Linked DNA regions of Homo sapiens: region 2 is linked to region 1. Evidence: read pairs that join two places in POLR2A ChIA-PET (ENCODE). Cell type or tissue: PC-9. All regions are shown on one strand. Each heading gives the region's core, and the rest is flanking DNA. Links, peaks and the distances in the headings are about the cores only. Region 1 overlaps DNMT1 (DNA methyltransferase 1). Region 2 overlaps S1PR2 (sphingosine-1-phosphate receptor 2).

Region 1 (8,323 bases), core at 310-8,309:
GAGGCTATCAACACTTAACTGATGACAAGTAGTAGAGGAATTTTGAAGTAAAAATACTGAAACTGCAGTGTTGTAGTATCTCCTTTCTAAGAGTTTCATTTCCTGTCTACTTACCCCACTGAAGAAGAAAAGAAAATTGCTGTCTTGAACACCTGGCACAAGTGATCCTCTCACCTCAGCCTTCCAAAGTTCTGAGATTACAGGCATGAGCTACTGTGCCCACTGGTAGACAGTCTTTACTCCCACCAGTGGACTCTAGAATCAGTTCAGGTGTTTTATTTCCATAGGACACTTTAATAGAAAGATCCAAACCAAATGGAAAAAATTAACTTGTCTTTTTTCCCTGCAACTTAGGAAGAAAAGAGACTCCGAAGTCAAACCAAAGAACCGTAAGTGCAGCGAACCTGCCTTTGTGCTTTGTTGTGAAACTGAATTGCTAACATAAGTATCTTGGTAAAATAACGGGTTGGTGTGGAACAGTGGGCACTAATCATATGTCTCTTATGTGGGCAAGTTCTGCTTGTGAAAGGTGAGACCACCCTGAAGTGAAGGCTGAAGTTAACTTTTTTAACTTTAATTTAATTTAATTTAATTTTGAGACGGAGTCTTGCTGTGTCACCCAGGCTGGAGTACAGTGGTGCAATCCTGGCTCACTGCAACCCCCACCTCCCGGGCTCAAGCAATTCTCCTGTCTCAGCCTCCCGAGTAGCTGGGAGTATGGGCCTGTACCACCATGCCCAACTAATTTTCGTATTTTTAGTAGAGACAGGGTTTCACCATATTGGTCAGGCTGGTCTTGAACTCCTGACCTCCGTGACCCACCTGCCTCGCCTCCCAAAGTGCTGGGATTACGGGGTGAAGTTAGCTTCGATTTCTCCTCCCAACCCCAGGGCCCTTCTCAGGGTTGGTCACACAGCTGTGTGTCATGTGGTAGTGAAAGGCCATCAGGTGAGCAGCTGTGTCACTTACCTTTCACTGTGAAAATGCTGTGTGACAAATGGCTCCAAGGCCAGAGGCCTAGAACAGTGAGCATTTTTCAAGCTCACTTGTCTACAGCTTGGTGGCTGTCGGCTGATCTTGAGGTGGCTTAGTGGGGATGGCTGGGCTGACCCAGCTCTGCCTCCGCAATTTGGCCAGGCTGGGTACACGCTTGTGGCTGTGCCAGACCACAAGGGCAGAAATGAAAAGTAGCACTTTTTCAAACCTCTGTTGAAAAAAGTTGGGCCAGGTGCAGTAGCTCGCGCCTATAATCTCAGCACTTTGAGAGGCTGAGGCGGGTGGATCACTTGAGGTCAGGAGTTCAAGATCAGCCTGGCCAACATGGTGAAACCCCGTCTCTAATAAAAATACAAAAAATTAGCTGGGTGTGGTGGTGCATGCCTGTGGTCCCAGCTACTTGGGAGACTGAGGCAGGAGAATCACTTGAACCCGGGAGGCGGTGGTTGCAGTGAGCTGAGATCACATCACTGCACTCCAGGGTAGGTGATAGAGCGAGACTCTGCCTCAAGAAAAAAAAAAAGGAAAAAAGAAAAAGAAAACAATTAGCTGAAGCAAATTTTGAGACTGAGCCTGAATCCAGAGGTGGGCAGAATACCCCACCTGAGCGGCAGGGCCCTGGCAGAGTGGGAGGTGAAGACTCGGACCCCTGTGTGCAGTCAGCTGTCCACGGTCACTGACTGACGCTGATCGCACATCAGCCCAGCTCTCAACCTAGGCAGGCCAGACATGGGTCTTCCTCCACCGCAGGCTGGATTCCCATCAGGCCACGGAAATCATGACATCCCTTTGTCTGCTTTTTGTATTAAACCACTGGCATCTCTGACCAACATTCAGATGGGGTATTGATGGTGTTCCTGAAGACCTTGAGTCCTGGAGTAGTAAATGCCCTCTGGGCTTCCTGCAGTGAAGACAGGAGAGGCAGCCTGTCCTCTGAACCTGGGGAGGAGCTTGTGTCAGCCCTTAGGAGCTGTTGGCCCCGGTGCAGGGCCCCCCCCGAGCTGACCAGCCTGTGTGTGTGTTGTCTTCTGTGACAGAACACCCAAACAGAAACTGAAGGAGGAGCCGGACAGAGAAGCCAGGGCAGGCGTGCAGGCTGACGAGGACGAAGATGGAGACGAGAAAGTAAAGGCGGGTTATTTGTTTCTGAACTCCCCCTCATTCTTCTGCTCCTGTTTGCTTGGGCGGGAGTGCGCAGGGTGGGGCTCTGGGTTCAAGTCCAGCCCCATCCACCCAGGCTCCATGGGGCCATCCAGACTCTGGGAAGGTCACCTTTTCCTCCTTTTGGGGGCCGGGATTTGTGGCTGGATGCCTGTGCTGGATGCCTAGTGAACACTCAGTTGTCCTCTGTCTTTCACACTAGAGAGGGTCTGTGTGAGCCTGGGCTGAGATGTGCATGAAGCATCCTCTCCTGAGGCCTCACTGCTGAGAAGCCTTGACACACAGTCAGCTCTGACGCACATGTCAGCCACACCTTTGATTCTTTCCCAGCCTCCTACGTTCTGAGTCTAGCTCTCCCCCTGCCAGCCTCCCCAGTCTAGTTTAGCCAAGTGCATGCGTTTAAACCCTAAAGCATCATGTGGAACACTGCTGGGCCTCTGTCAAAGTACAGGATGGCCAGGTTGCCTGCAGGCCCTCCTGCATGAACTCTAGGGAAGGGAGCTAGGTCATCGGTGGGGGGCGGCGGGTCCCTATCTAAGAGATGCCGAAGACCCCAAGAGGGTCTCTGGGTTTCTGCCTGTTACAATCTAGAGAGTGGAGCCCAAGGTCACGGGCTTGCTGGGTGACAAGCACCCTCACTTCTGACCCGGTCGCCAGTGGGCTTCCATCCCCACCCCATAGCAGGGGAGCCTTTGGTATTGCCTCCAGCCTCCCATCCCTCACCTCTTCTGTCCAAATGTTGGTCACCTTACTGTCAGCACTCCTTCAGACTGGAGTAGTCACATTACTCCCTGCCCTCTATTGGAAACTGGCAGGGGCCTGAGCTCACACTGCCAGCACTTTTGCCTCATGGTAGAAAGGGATGTGAGGGCTGGGCATGGTGGCTCACTACTGTAATCCCAGCACTTTGGGAGGCTGAGGTGGGTGGATCACTTGAGGTCAGGAGTCTGAGACCAGCCAGGCCAACATGGTGAAATCCGGTGTCACCTAAAAATATAAAAATTAGCCGGGCATGGTGGCATGTGCCTCTAATCCCAGCTACTTGGGAGGCTGAGGTAGGAGAATCACTTGAACCCAGGAGGCAGAGGTTGCAGTGAGCCAAGATTATGCCGCTGCACTCCAGCCTGGGCAACAGAGCGAGACTCTGTCTCAAAAAAATAATATGGTAATAATAATAAAAGCAGTGCCCAGAGAACAAGGATTGTTGGCTGTTCCACCCCAGGGGGCCCCTTGCACAGGAGGTGCCATCTCTGCCTCCCAAAGCTCTAAGAGCCACTGTCCCCCATCCCAAGAGACAGGGTCTTGCTTTGTCACCCAGGCTGGAATGCAGTGGTGCAATCACGGTTCACTGTAGCCTCGACCTCCCAGGCTCAGGTGATCTTCCCGCCTCAGCCTCCCAAGTAGCTGGGACTATAGGCAGGCACCACCATGTCCAGCTAATTTTTTTTTTTAATTTTTTGTAGAGATAGGGTTTTGCCATGTTGCCCAGGCTGGTCTCAGTCAAACTCCTAGACTCGAGTTATCCACCTATCTCAGTCCCCCAAAGTGGCGGAGTGGTAGGATTACAGGCATGAACCGTTGCATTCAGTCTGTTTGGTTTGTTCTTTTTTTTTTTTTTTTTTTTTTTTTTTTTTTTTTTTTTTTTTTTAAGATAGTCTCTCTCTGTCATGCAATGGTGTGATCTCGAGTCACTGCAACCTCCACCTCCCAGGTTCAAGTGATTCTCCTGTCTCAGCCTCCTGAGTAGCTGGGATTACAGGCGTGTGCTACTATGCCTAGCTAATTTTTATATTTTTAGTAGAGACAGGGATTCACCATGTTGGCCAGGCTGGTCTCTAACTCCTGATCTCAAACAATCCACCTGCCTCAGCCTCCCAAGGTGCTGGGATTATGTGTGTGAGGCACCACGCCCGGCGTGTTTGTTTGTTTGTTTGTTTGTTTGTTTTTGAGACAGGATCTTGCTCTGTTTCCCAGGCTAGAGTGCAGGAGTGCAGTGGTGCTATCATAGCTCACTGCAGTCTCCTGGGTTCAAGTGATCCTCCCACCTCAGCCTCCCAAGTAGCTGGCACTACAGGCATGCACCACCATGGATGTCTACTTTTTAAACTTATTTTTTGTAAGCCAGGCGCGGTGTCTCACGCCTATAATCCCAGCATTTTGGGACACTGAGGTGGGCGGATCACCTGAAGTCAGGAGTTTGAAATCAGCCTGACCAACATGGTGAAACCCCAGCTCTACTAAAAATACAGAATTAGCTGGGTGTGGTGGCGAATGCCTGTAATCCCAGCTACTAGAGAGGCCGAGGCAGGAGAATCGTTTGAACCTGAGAGGCAGAGGTGAGCCAAGATCATACCATTGCACTCCAGCCTGGGCAACAAGAGTGAATCAATCTCTCTCTCTCTCTCCATATATATGTATATATTAACCATATATATATGCTGCTTTTTGTATTAAACCACTGGCATCTCTGACCAACATTCAGATGGGGTATTGATGGTGTTCCTGAAGACCTTGAGTCCTGGAGTAGTAAATGCCCTCTGGGCTTCCTGCAGTGAAGACAGGAGAGGCAGCCTGTCCTCTGAACCTGGGGAGGAGCTTGTGTCAGCCCTTAGGAGCTGTTGGCCCCGGTGCAGGGCCCCCCGAGCTGACCAGCCTGTGTCATATATATATATAGTATATTTTGCAGAGATGGGGTCTCAGCATGTTGCCCAGGCTGGCCTCGAACTCCTGGCATCAAGCAATCCTCCTGCCTTAGCTTCCCAAAGTGCTGGGTTTACAGGCACATGCCACTGCACACAGCCTGTAAATAAAGTTTTATTGGAACAGAGCCACACTTTCTCATTTACATTTTGCCTGTGGGTGCTTTTGTGCTACCATAGCAGAGATGATCATCCTGACACAGACCACGTGGTCAGCAAAGCTGAAAATACTGATCCTCTGGCTCTTACAAAAACAGTTTGCCAAGCCCTGGTCTAGGAGGTTCTTTAGTGCCCTCTTGTTAGTTTCAGGTGGGGAATTAAGTGAGGGAAAGTGAAGCCTCGTGTCTACCCGGTAGATCTGCCCAGGCCTGCCTGTCTTCCAGCTCCACAGTGCTGGGATCCCTAACCTGTAACTTCAGTGTTTGCATTTTATCTCACTCTGGCTCAGAAACTAATTTTTTCCCTTCTTTATCTCTCTACCTCCCCCTTATTTTTCTGTCAGGATGAGAAGAAGCACAGAAGTCAACCCAAAGATCTGTAAGTGTTTAAAATGCTTGTGCTTTTGTGTCATCTGGATCAGTAGAAAGCCTGTTCTAGGCCAGGTGTGGTGGCTTGCACCTGTAATCCCAGCACTTTGGGAGGCTGAGGTGGGTGAATCACCTGAGGTCAGGAGTTCGAGACCAGCCTAGCCTGGCCAACATGGTGGAACCCTGTCTGTACTAAAAATACAAAAATTAGCTGGGTGTGGTGGCGGGTGCCTATAATCCCAGCTACTCGGAAGGCTGAGGCAGAACTGCTAGAAGCCAGGAGGTGGAGGTTGCAGTGAGCCAAGATTGCGCCACTGCACTCCAGCCTGGACAAGAGTGAAACTCTGTCTCAAAAAAAAAAAAAAAAAAAAGCCTGTTCTAGAAACCTGTGGTGATGTAGATGTGTGGGGACCCTGGGGCCTCTGAAGGCCTCGTCTCGGGATGACAAGCTGGCAGTGTGCCTATAGAGCTCCCATGGGTATCTTGCTTTCCCATGGGGAGGCATTAGTTTGTCACTTTCCGTGCGAGTTGGCGATGTGGTTAGTGTTTCTAAGCTGCTACTTGCTGTGTATCTGTTCACCCTGCAGAGCTGCCAAACGGAGGCCCGAAGAAAAAGAACCTGAAAAAGTAAATCCACAGATTTCTGATGAAAAAGACGAGGATGAAAAGGTAAAGGTCTCACTTTTCTTTCTTTCTTTTTTTTTTTTTTTTTTTTCCCCAAGACGGGGTTTCGCCATGTTGCCCAGGCTGGTCTTAGGAAAAAGAAGACTGGGCGTGGTGGCGCACGCCTGTAATCCCAGCACTTTGAGAGGCTGAAGCGGGTGAATCACATGAGGTCAGGAGTTCAAGACCAGCCTGACCAATATGGTGAAACCCTGTCTCTACTAAAAATACAAAAATTATCTGGGCATGGTGGTGCACGCCCGTAGTCCCAGCTACTCGAGAGGCTGAGATAGGAGAATCGCTTGAGCCTGGGAGGTGGAGGTTGCAGTGAGCCGAGATCGCACTCCAGGCTGGGGACACAGCAAAATTAGCTGGGCGTGGTGGCATATGCCTGTAGTCCCAGCTGCTTGGAAGCCTGAGGCATGAGAATTGCTTGAACCCAGGAGGCGGAGATTGCTGTGAGCTGAGATCGTGCCACTGTACTCCTGCCTGGACAACAGAGCAAGACTCTGTCTCAAAAAAAAAAAAAAATGCTGGGCACAGCGGCTCACGCCTGTCTTTTCAGCACTTTGGGAGGCCAAGGCAGGCGCATCACCTGAGGTCAGGAGTTTGAAACCAGCCTGGACAACATGGTGAAACCCTGTCTCTACTAAAAATACAAAAATTAGCCAGTTGTGGTGATAGGGGCCTGTAATCCCAGCTGCTTGGGAAGCTGAGGCAGGAGAGTCACTTGAACCCAGGAGGTAGAGGTTGCAGTGAGCCGAGATCACACCATTGCACTCCAGGCTGGGGACACAGCAAGACTCTGTCTCAAAACCAACAACAAAAAATACAAGGACATTGGTCTTATTGGATGGGGCCCCACCTTTATTACCTCATTTAACCATAATTGTCTCTTAAAGACTCTACATCCAAATACAGTCACATAGCAGGTTAGTCTTAACATATGAATTTTGCAGGGGACATGACTCGGTCTGTATACCCCCTCATCAATTGTTTGCTTACCTTTACATTTTAGTATTTATTTTTGAGACAGGGTCTCACTCTTGTCGAGGCTGGAGTGCAGTGGTACAGTCATAGCTACCATAGCCGCAAACTCCTGGGCTGAAGCAATCCTCCCACCTGGGCCTTCAAGGTAGCTGGGACTACAGGCAGATGGCACTACACCCAGTTAACTTTCTATTTTTGTAGAGACAGGGTTTTACTGTGTTGCCCAGGCTGGTCTTGAGCTCCTGTGCTCAAGCAGTCCTCCCACCTGGGCTTCTTCAAGTGCTGGAATTACAGGCATGGGCCACTGTGCCTGGCCAGTTATTTATTTATTTATTTATTTATTTATTTATTTATTTATTTACTTATGTATTTGTTTTTTGAGACAGAGTCTCGCTCTGCCGCCAGGCTGGAGTACAGTGGTGCGACATCGGCTCACTGCAACCTCTGTCTCCCTGGTTCAAGCTATTCTCCTGCCTCAGCCTCCTGAGTAGCTGGGACTACAGGCATGCGCCACCGCGCCCAACTAATTTTTGTATTTTTAGTAGAGACAGGGTTTCACCATCTTGGCGAGGATGGTCTCAATCTCTTGATCTCGTGATCCATCCGCCTCGGTCTCCCAAAGTGCTGGGATTACAGGCGTGAGCCATCGCGCCCGGCCCTGTGCCTGGCCAATTATTTGTTTACCTTGAGGTGTCCACTTACACAGGAAAGCTAAGGTTTTAAAAAATTGGCTTTTCCTCTAAATCTTTTCAGGAAGTCTTTGGTTATGAGATTTATTTATTCATTTATTTTGAGATGGAGTCTCACTCACTCTGTCGCCCAGGCTGGAATGCAGTGGCATGATCTCTGCTTACTGCAACCTCTACGTCTCGGGTTCAAGCAATTCTTCTGCCTCAGCCTTCTGAGTATCTGAGATTACAAGTGCCCGCCTGGCTAATCTTTGTATTTTTGGTAGAGACGTGATTTCGCCATGTTGGCCAGGCTGGTCTGGAACTCCTGACCTCCAGTCATCTGTGTGCCTTGGCCTCCCAAAGTGCTGGGATTACAGGCATGAGCCACTGTGCTGGGCCTGACTATAAGATTTTGTATTCTATGACTTTAGATGGTAGAGTGAGTCAGAGCTCACCTGCTGGCCCTCTCACTGCCTCCCTCCCCTTCTCTCTGTTTTATGATAATCACTTATACAAAGTTCTTAACACCGAAGCACTATCTGGGTGTAAAACACTCTCTTAGCCTTTAATCCTCTTTTGTTTTCCCTGTGTAGGAGGAGAAGAGACGCAAAACGAC
Region 2 (8,323 bases), core at 149-8,148, 56 kb before region 1:
GTGACCATCTTCTCCATCATCCTGTTGGCCATCGTGGCCCTGTACGTGCGCATCTACTGCGTGGTCCGCTCAAGCCACGCTGACATGGCCGCCCCGCAGACGCTAGCCCTGCTCAAGACGGTCACCATCGTGCTAGGCGTCTTTATCGTCTGCTGGCTGCCCGCCTTCAGCATCCTCCTTCTGGACTATGCCTGTCCCGTCCACTCCTGCCCGATCCTCTACAAAGCCCACTACTTTTTCGCCGTCTCCACCCTGAATTCCCTGCTCAACCCCGTCATCTACACGTGGCGCAGCCGGGACCTGCGGCGGGAGGTGCTTCGGCCGCTGCAGTGCTGGAGGCCGGGGGTGGGGGTGCAAGGACGGAGGCGGGGCGGGACCCCGGGCCACCACCTCCTGCCACTCCGCAGCTCCAGCTCCCTGGAGAGGGGCATGCACATGCCCACGTCACCCACGTTTCTGGAGGGCAACACGGTGGTCTGAGGGTGGGGGTGGACCAACAACCAGGCCAGGGCAGAGGGGTTCATGGAGAGGCCACTGGGTGACCCCAGATAGAGACTTGGGGCTACTGAGCCAGATGCCCCCGCCCCACAGACCTGGGTGATGTTGCAAATATTTCACACCTGGAAAGGCCAGATAAGGCACTGACTAGTCACATAGCAGTGTTGCAGTGCGGTCCTGAGGGCCAGTCCAGTGGCTAGTGTGACCCCTTTAGAACTGGATCCTGGGGAGGCCAGGGCAGGGGACCTGTGAAGAGCCAGGGTGAGGGCAGGCAGCATTTAAGGGGAGCTCAGGGCAGGAGCACTTTACCACCTGGTACAAAGGATTTTTTTTTTTTTTTGAGACGGAATCTTGCACTGCTGCCCAGGCTGGAGTGCAGTGGCGTGATCTCGGCTCACCGCAAGCTCCGCCTCCTGGGTTCATGTCGTTCTCCTGCCTCAGCCTCCCAAGTAGCTGGGACTATAGGCGCCTGCCACCACACCTGGCTAATTTTTTGTACCTTTAGTAGAGATGGGGTTTCACCGTGTTAGCCAGGATGGTCTTGATCTCCTGACCTCGTGATCCGCCCGCCTCGGCCTCCCAAAGTGCTGGGATTACAGGCGTGAGCCACCGTGCCCGGCTTTTTTTTTTTTTTTTTTTTTTTTTTTTTTTTTTTTTGAGATGAAGTCTCGCTCTGTTGCCCAGGCTGGAGAGTGCAGTGGTACGGTCTCAGCTCACTGCAACCTCCACCTCCCAGGTTCAAGCGATTCTCCAGCCTGAGCCTCCTGAGTAGCTGGGATTACAGGTGCCTACCACCACGCCCAGGTAATTTTTTTTTTTTTTGTATTTTTAGTAGAGACGGGGTTTCACCATGTTGGCCAGGCTGGTCTCGAACTCCTGACCTCATGATCCGCCCGTGTTGGCCTCCCAAAGTGTGGGATTACAGGCGTAAGCCACCTCACCTGGCGGTACAAAGAATTTCTGCATTTTCTTCCCTGGCCCCTAGTCCTGCACCGATTTCTCCTTTTCGAATGTATTCCTCCTGCCACCTTCTCTGGGCAACTTCGTGCGACTACAGAACCACTGTCCTGAGGAGCTAGAGGCCTCCTCTCTGACCATCCAGAGCCCAAATCCACAGCTTCCCCAAATTTCATCAGCTGCCACTTGACGACTTCTCCCCGTCTCTCTGAGGCCCGGAAACCACGGCTGGAGGTGGGGAGGGGATGGCGGCTGAGGTCCATTCCTCATTCTCAGACCTCATTGCTCAGTTGCACTATTTGGGGCACAGAATAATCACCAAAAGTGAGAAAAACGAGTTTGGGTGGCTGGGGAGGACTTTGGGACTCTTGATGCAAGGCGCAACTTGAGAAAATTCTGGGTGTGATATTTGCACAGACACCCTCCTTTCAAAAACAGCCACCCCCCAAGCTATTCTCAGCTCCACACCTGCAGCCCCAGCTAAGGTACCAGGTCTCCTGAGCAAGGCAGAGAGAAGCCTTGAGCCTTCTCTGTGTCTTCTTTCAAGAACCCCGCTGTGTCTTCTTTCAAGATTTTTTTTTTGAGACAGTTTCAAGATTTTTGTTTTGTTTTTGAGATGGAGTCTCACTGTGTCACCCAGGCTGAGGTGGCAGTGGTTCAATCTCCGTTCACTGCCACCTCCACCTCCCGGGTTCAAGCGATTCTCCTGCTTCAGCCTCTCGAGTAGCTGGGACTACAGGCACCTGCCACCATGTCTGGCTAATTTTTGTATTTTTAGTAGAGACAGGGTTTCACTACGTTGGCCAGGCTGGTCTCAAACTCCTGACCTCAAGTGATCCGCCCGCCTCGGCCTCCCCAATTGCTGGGATTACAGGCGTGAGCCACTGTGCCCGGCCTTCTTCTTTCAAGTTATATAGAATGGAGCATGGGGGTGGCAGTGGCTAGGGACATTTCCTGGGGACACTCTCCCCTAACCCCCCAGAAGGACTTCACAAAAACCTGTGGATAATGGAAGGGATGTTACGGTACAAACGTATATTTATGTGTGTGTGTGTGTATGTGTGTGCGCGCGCGCGTGTGCACATAGGCGTGATGTCTGTGACCCTCCTCTCCTCGTCACATTTCCCCCAGAATGAATGCTGTCCTGTCTGCTCATGTTTGTGTTGAAGCTGCCAAAGTCGGGGAGCTCTGGTCCTGCCCAGACCCCTTTGGAATTGCTGGCCCATCCTCCCACTGGAGAGCTGGGGTGCAGCTCACCTTGGGGAAGGAAACCTCATGCCTCAGAGTAATTTCTTGTGAATGCAAAGCCTGGGGGAGCGGGTCTTTGGGGGGCAAGGAGCCAGTCAGGGGCTTGTTTCCCCTCATAGAGCTCCCCAGACGTGCCTCCGCAATGCCTGAAACCCAGACCTAGGCTAATAAACGGTTCAATTTCTGTTTCCTGTGGTTGGTGTGTCTTTTCGGGGAGCAATTTCCCCCAGGAGCGCCCCATGGCTGGGCTGGATGGAACAGGAGGGGGGCTGCTGCCTGAGTAACTCATCCTTTGCCAACCTTCCCATTCTGTGCTCCTGACACCCTTAACCCGGCCTGAGCCAGGAGAAAACAGAGGTCAACCGGGATCTTTCCCAGGGGCAACTCACCTGCACCTCCCAGGGATTAACTCGGTCTGGGATCTCCCTGCTTTCTCTGAAGGAGACAGCCTGGCAGGTGGTGGGAGGCTCCTACATCCTCCCAATTGTATGTGCCTCCCGGGGAGCTGGAGAGATGGTTTGAGGGGGCTACAAAGAACCCAGATACCCACCCTTAGACACGGTGTTCCCAAAAGTAATGGCTGATCTTCACCGAGCACTTTCCAGGCATAAAGACTTGACTGCTCAGGAGGTGGAAGTTACTATAAACTCTTATGGAGGTGTGAGTTCAGAGAGATCAAGCAAACTGCTCAGAGTCACACAGCGCTAGTCGGGGTAGCGCCTGTCTGGATTTGAACCCAAGCAGGCTGACTCCAGACCATACTGGATCCACCACTGGGCTAGAGAAAGGCCACTCAGCTGAGTGCAGTGGCTCACTCCTATAATTCCAGCACTTTGGGAGGCTGAGGTGGGTGGGTCACTTGAGATCAGGAGTTCGAGACCAGCCTGCCAACATAGGGAAACCCCGTCTCTGCAAAAAATACAAAAATTAGCTGGGTGTGGTGGCGGGTGCCTGTAGTCCCAGCTACTCAGGAAGCTGAGGCAAGAGAATTGCTTGAATCCGGGAGGTGGAGAATGCAGTGAGCCAAGATCACGGCACTGCACTCCAGCCTGCGCGACAGAGCAGAGCAAAAAAAAAGACAGAGAGAGGCCACTTAGCTCCCTCTTTGCCATGGAAGGAGGAGCCACGAAGTTCATCAAGAACCAGGAGAAGCCAAGATAGGATGCAGCCTCGGGTGGGTCCCTCGGTGGGTTCCCTGGTGATACTCTTCTCTTTTGTCTGCAGGCAGCCGGCTCAGTGGCTCCTTTGAAGAAAAGTCTAGAGTTTTTTTGTTTGTTTGTTTTTTAAGACAGGGTCTTGCTCTGTTGCCTAGGCTGTAGTGCAGTTGGTGCCATCATGGTTCACTTCAGCCTCCCAAGTAGCTGGGACCACAGACATGCACCACCATGCCTGGCTAATTTTTTTTTTTTTTTTTTTTGTAGAGATGGGGGGTCTCCCTATGTTGCCCAGGCTGGTCTCGAACTCCTGGGCTCAAGCGATCCTCCTGCCTCCACCTTGGCCTCCCAAAGTGCTGGGATTTCAGGCATGAACCCTTTGATGGGGGACCCTAGGCACCCAAGCTGGAGCCCCACACAGCAACACCAGCTCAAAGACTAGGACAGCCAGTGGGAGAGAAGGCAGACCGCAGAGGCTGAGGGCCTGCAACCCCCATCGGAATTCCCCTTCTCTAGCAGTTGAGACAACAACCTCTGTTTGGAAACCTGAACCCTAGATGGGATGGGGGGTGGGGTGGGGGAAAAAGGCACAGGCCAGGCTGGAGTCAATAGATTTTCCCCAAGTACCCACAGGGTTCTCTATCTCCCCCTTCAGGACTCTGCTCAAATGCCACCTCCTCAGAAAGGAGTCACTTGCTTATTACCTGGCAGTATATATTATTAAGTTGGTGCAAAAGTCATTGCGGTTTTTGCCATTACCTTTAATAGCAAAAATTGCAATGACTTTTGCTATTTCTTTTAATGGCAAAAACCGCAATGACTTTTTTTTTTTTTTGAGATGGAGTCTCGCTCTGTCACCCAGGCTAGAGTGTATGGCCCGATCTCGGCTCACTGCAAACTCCGCCTCCTGGGTTCACGCCATTCTCCTGCCTCAGCCTCCTGAGTAGCTGGGACTACTAGTGCCCGCCACCATACCAGGCTAATTTTTTGTATTTTTTTTTTTTAGTAGAGACAGGGTTTCACCGTGTTAGCCAGGATGGTCTCAATCTCCTGACCTTGTGATCCACCCACCTCGGCCCCCCAAAGTGCTGGGATTACAGGCGTGAGCTACCGTGCCCAGCCTACAATGACTTTTAATGGCAAAAACCGCAATGATTTTAGCACCAACCTAATATGTATCAATTTATCTGTCTCTACCCCCATTAAAATACAAGCACTGTGAATATAGGACTGCACCTGCCTTATTTACTAATGTATCTCCAGTGTTGTTTTTTTGTTTTTTTTTGAGACAAGGTCTTACTCTGTTACCCAGGCTCAAGTGCAGTGGTGCAATCACAGCTCACTACAGCCTCAACCTCCTGGGCTCATGGGCTCAGGTGATACTTCCACCTCAGGCTTCCTAGTAACTGGGATTATAAGCCTGCTAATTTTCTTTTTTTGTAGAGACATGATTCTTCCATGTTGCCCAGGCTGGTCTTGAACTCCTAGGCTTAAGAGATCTGCCTGCCTCAACCTCCCAAAGTGCTGAGATTACAGGTGTGAGCCAACTTGCCTGGCTATTTATGGCTCTCTAACTTTTTTTTTTTTTTTGATACAGGGTCTGACTCTGTCACCCAGGCTGGAGTGCAGTGACGTAATCACAGCTCACCGCAGCCTTGACCTCCTGGGCTCAAGCCATCCTCCCACCTCAATCTCCCAAGTAGGTGGAACTACAGGTATGTGCCAACACACTGGCCTGCTTTTTTGTATTGTTTGTAGAGACAGGGTTTCACCATGTTGCCCAGGCTGCTCTCAAACTCCTGGGCTCAGTGCTCCTCCCACCTCAGCCTCCCAAAGTGCTGGGATTACAGGCATGAGCCACCATGCCTGGCTATCTCTAACATCTTAAACACTACTTGGCATGTTCCCACCCCAGGGCCTTTGCACCTGCTGTTCCCTCTGCCTGGAATGCCTACACACAGTAGGTCCTCAGTAAATACTTGTTGAATAAATAAAACAAAAGCAAATGATGGTCATTTCAGTGAGTGTTAAGTGCTAGGAAGAAAATAAAATAGGGCCGGGCACGGTGGCTCATGCCTGTAATCCCACCACTTTGGGAGGCCGAGGTGGGCAGATCACCTGAGGTCAGGAGTTTTTTTGTTTTGTTTTGTTTTGTTTTTGAGACGGAGTCTTATTCTGATGCCCAGGCTGGAGTGCAATGATGTGATCTCGACTCACTACAACCTCCACCTCCTGAGTTCAAGTGATTCTCCTGCCTCAGCCTCCCGAGTAGCTGGCATTACAGGCATGTGCCACCAAGCCTGGCTAATTTTTGTATTTATAGTAGAGACGGGGGTTTCATCATGTTGGTCAGGCTGGTGTCGAACTCCTGGCCTCAAGTGATCTGCTTGCCTAGGCCTCCCAAAGTGCTGGGATTACAGGCGTGAGCCACTGTGCCCAGCCAAGGTCAAGAGTTTGAAACCAGCCTGGCCAGCATGGTGAAACCCTATCTCTACTAAAAATACAAAATTAGGCCATGTGCCTAATTTTGGGATTACACCTGGGATCATGCCTGCAATCCCAGCACTTTGGGAGGCCAAGACGGGTGGATCATGAAGTCAGGAGTTCAAGACCAGCCTGGCCAACATGGTGAAACCCTGTCTCTACTAAAAATACAAAAGCTAGCTGGGCGTGGTGGCACGCACCTGTAGTCGCAGCTACTAGGGAGGCTGAGGCAGGAGAATTCTTGAACCCGGGGGATGGAGGTTGCAGTGAGCCGAGATTGCGCCACTGCACTCCAGCCTGGGCAACAGAGTGAGACTCTGTCTCAAAAAAAAAAATTAGCTGGGCGTGGTGGCGAGCGCCTGTAATCATAGCTACCGGGGAGGCTGAGGCTGGAGAATTGCTTGAACCCGGGAGGCAGAGGTTGCAGTGAGCCAAGATCGCGCCTTTGCACTCCAGCCTGGGCAACAGGAGCGAAACTGCATCTCAAAAAAAAAAAAAAGGGGGGGCGGCATTTGTCCCTGCGACAGAACTGCTGCCGCCATTGCCGTCTCTAATATCTAATATAATAATATCTAATATCTAATATAATAAGGTCTCACCACAGCCACCAGGCCTTGGGGAAGCCACAGTGTGGCCGACTGGCCAGTCAGACCCCCACCGGTGCTGCCTCCCAGCCCCTACAGATGGGGCTCTGCACCTACAAGATCAGGCAGTTCCTGGACTGTTCGACCACTGAGAATGACCTGTCCCTGTGTGAGGGCTTCAATGAGGCCCCAAAGCAGTGCAAGTACAACCATGGTCTGAGCTCCCTGCCTTGAAGACGTTGGTGCAGACTCGAGGGCCAGCTCTGCACCCACCTGTACCCCTTGCCCACAGCCAGACCACAACACCAGATTGTACCTGGATAGCTGGGATTGGAAGTGAGGAATAGGTTTCTCACCCCACAGATAACCCAAGACACAAATGTGCAATTAAAAAATTTATTTTAGACCACCAAAACAAACAAAACAAAACAGAAACAAATAAAAAAAAGAAAAGAAAATAGTGCCAGGTGTGGGAGCTCACTCCTGTAATCCCAGCACTTTGGAATGCCGAGGCGAGTGGATCACCTGAGGTCAGGAGTTTGAAACCAGCCTGGCCAGCATGGTGAAACCCCATCTCTACTAAAAATACAAAATTAAGCAGGCGTGGTGGTGGGCACCTGTAATCCCAGCTACTTGGGAGGCTGAGGCAGGAGAATGGCGTGAACCTGGGAGGCGGAGCTTGCAGTGAGCCGAGATCGCGCCACCGCACTCCAGCCTGGGTGATGGAGCAAGACTCTGTCTCAAAAAAAAAAAAAAAAAGGAAAGAAAAGAAAATAGGGCCAGGCATGGTGGCTCATGCCTGTAATCCCAGCCCTTTGGGAGACCAATGCGGGAGGATCACTTGGGGCCAGGAGTTTGAGATGAGCCTGGGCAACATAGTGAGACCTCATCTGTAAAAGTAAGTAAATAAATACATATATACCCTGGTGTGGTGGAACGTGTCTATAGTCCTGGCCACTCTGGAGGCTGAGGTGGGAGGATTCTTTGAGCCTAGGTGACCGAGGCTGCAATGAACTGTGGTCATGCCACTGCATTCCAGCCTGGGCAACAGAGTGAGACCCTGTCTCAAAAAATAAAAAGTCTAATGTGTGCTCGTGTGCTGGGCACTGTGAGAATCATTTGACATCTGCAAACTTCTGGAATCCTCACAATAATCCTATAGAGTAGGTGCTATTATTGGCTTTTTGACAGATAAAGAAACCGAGGCACAGAGAGGTTAAGTAATTCACCCAAGGTCAAGTAGCATGGGAGTCAAGGGGCCAGGATTGGAACCCAGTGAGTCACTGAAGACCACACTTATATCTTTTTAAAATGTTTTTCAGCTGGGCGCGGTGGCTCACGTCTGTAATCCCAGCACTTTGGGAGGCCGAGGCGGGCGGATCACCTGAGGTTGGGAGT

The links. ChIA-PET counts read pairs that join two places held together with the same protein. Peaks named below come from ENCODE experiments on the same cell type or tissue, not always from the same donor. Only the 100,000 strongest peaks of a DNase experiment are listed, where the experiment ranks them.
Region 2: POLR2A ChIA-PET joins it to region 1 with 9 read pairs; 7 of 35 experiments call an interaction of 5 or more read pairs at or near these places.

Annotation. Positions count from the first base shown.
Region 1 is chr19:10,160,396-10,168,718 of GRCh38, reverse strand. DNMT1 (DNA methyltransferase 1) reads left to right here. Exons shown (of 41, transcript NM_001130823.3): 10 at 355-389; 11 at 2,034-2,121; 12 at 5,359-5,393; 13 at 5,971-6,052; 14 at 8,301-8,323. Among named protein-coding and RNA genes, the nearest start is that of DNMT1, 30 kb to the left of the region's middle. In PC-9, for the core only: no CTCF peak of the experiment used is centred there; no DNase peak of the experiment used is centred there.
Region 2 is chr19:10,216,001-10,224,323 of GRCh38, reverse strand. S1PR2 (sphingosine-1-phosphate receptor 2) reads left to right here. Exons shown (of 2, transcript NM_004230.4): 2 at 1-2,891. The coding sequence ends at 480. It also overlaps the pseudogene LOC103689916. Among named protein-coding and RNA genes, the nearest start is that of MIR4322, 10 kb to the left of the region's middle. RefSeq lists enhancers at 3,908-3,987, 3,757-4,257, 4,208-4,437, 4,568-4,617, 4,258-4,758. In PC-9, for the core only: CTCF peaks have their summits at 4,298 and 4,497; DNase peaks (open chromatin) are centred at 4,503 and 5,563; H3K27ac peaks cover 1,286 bases.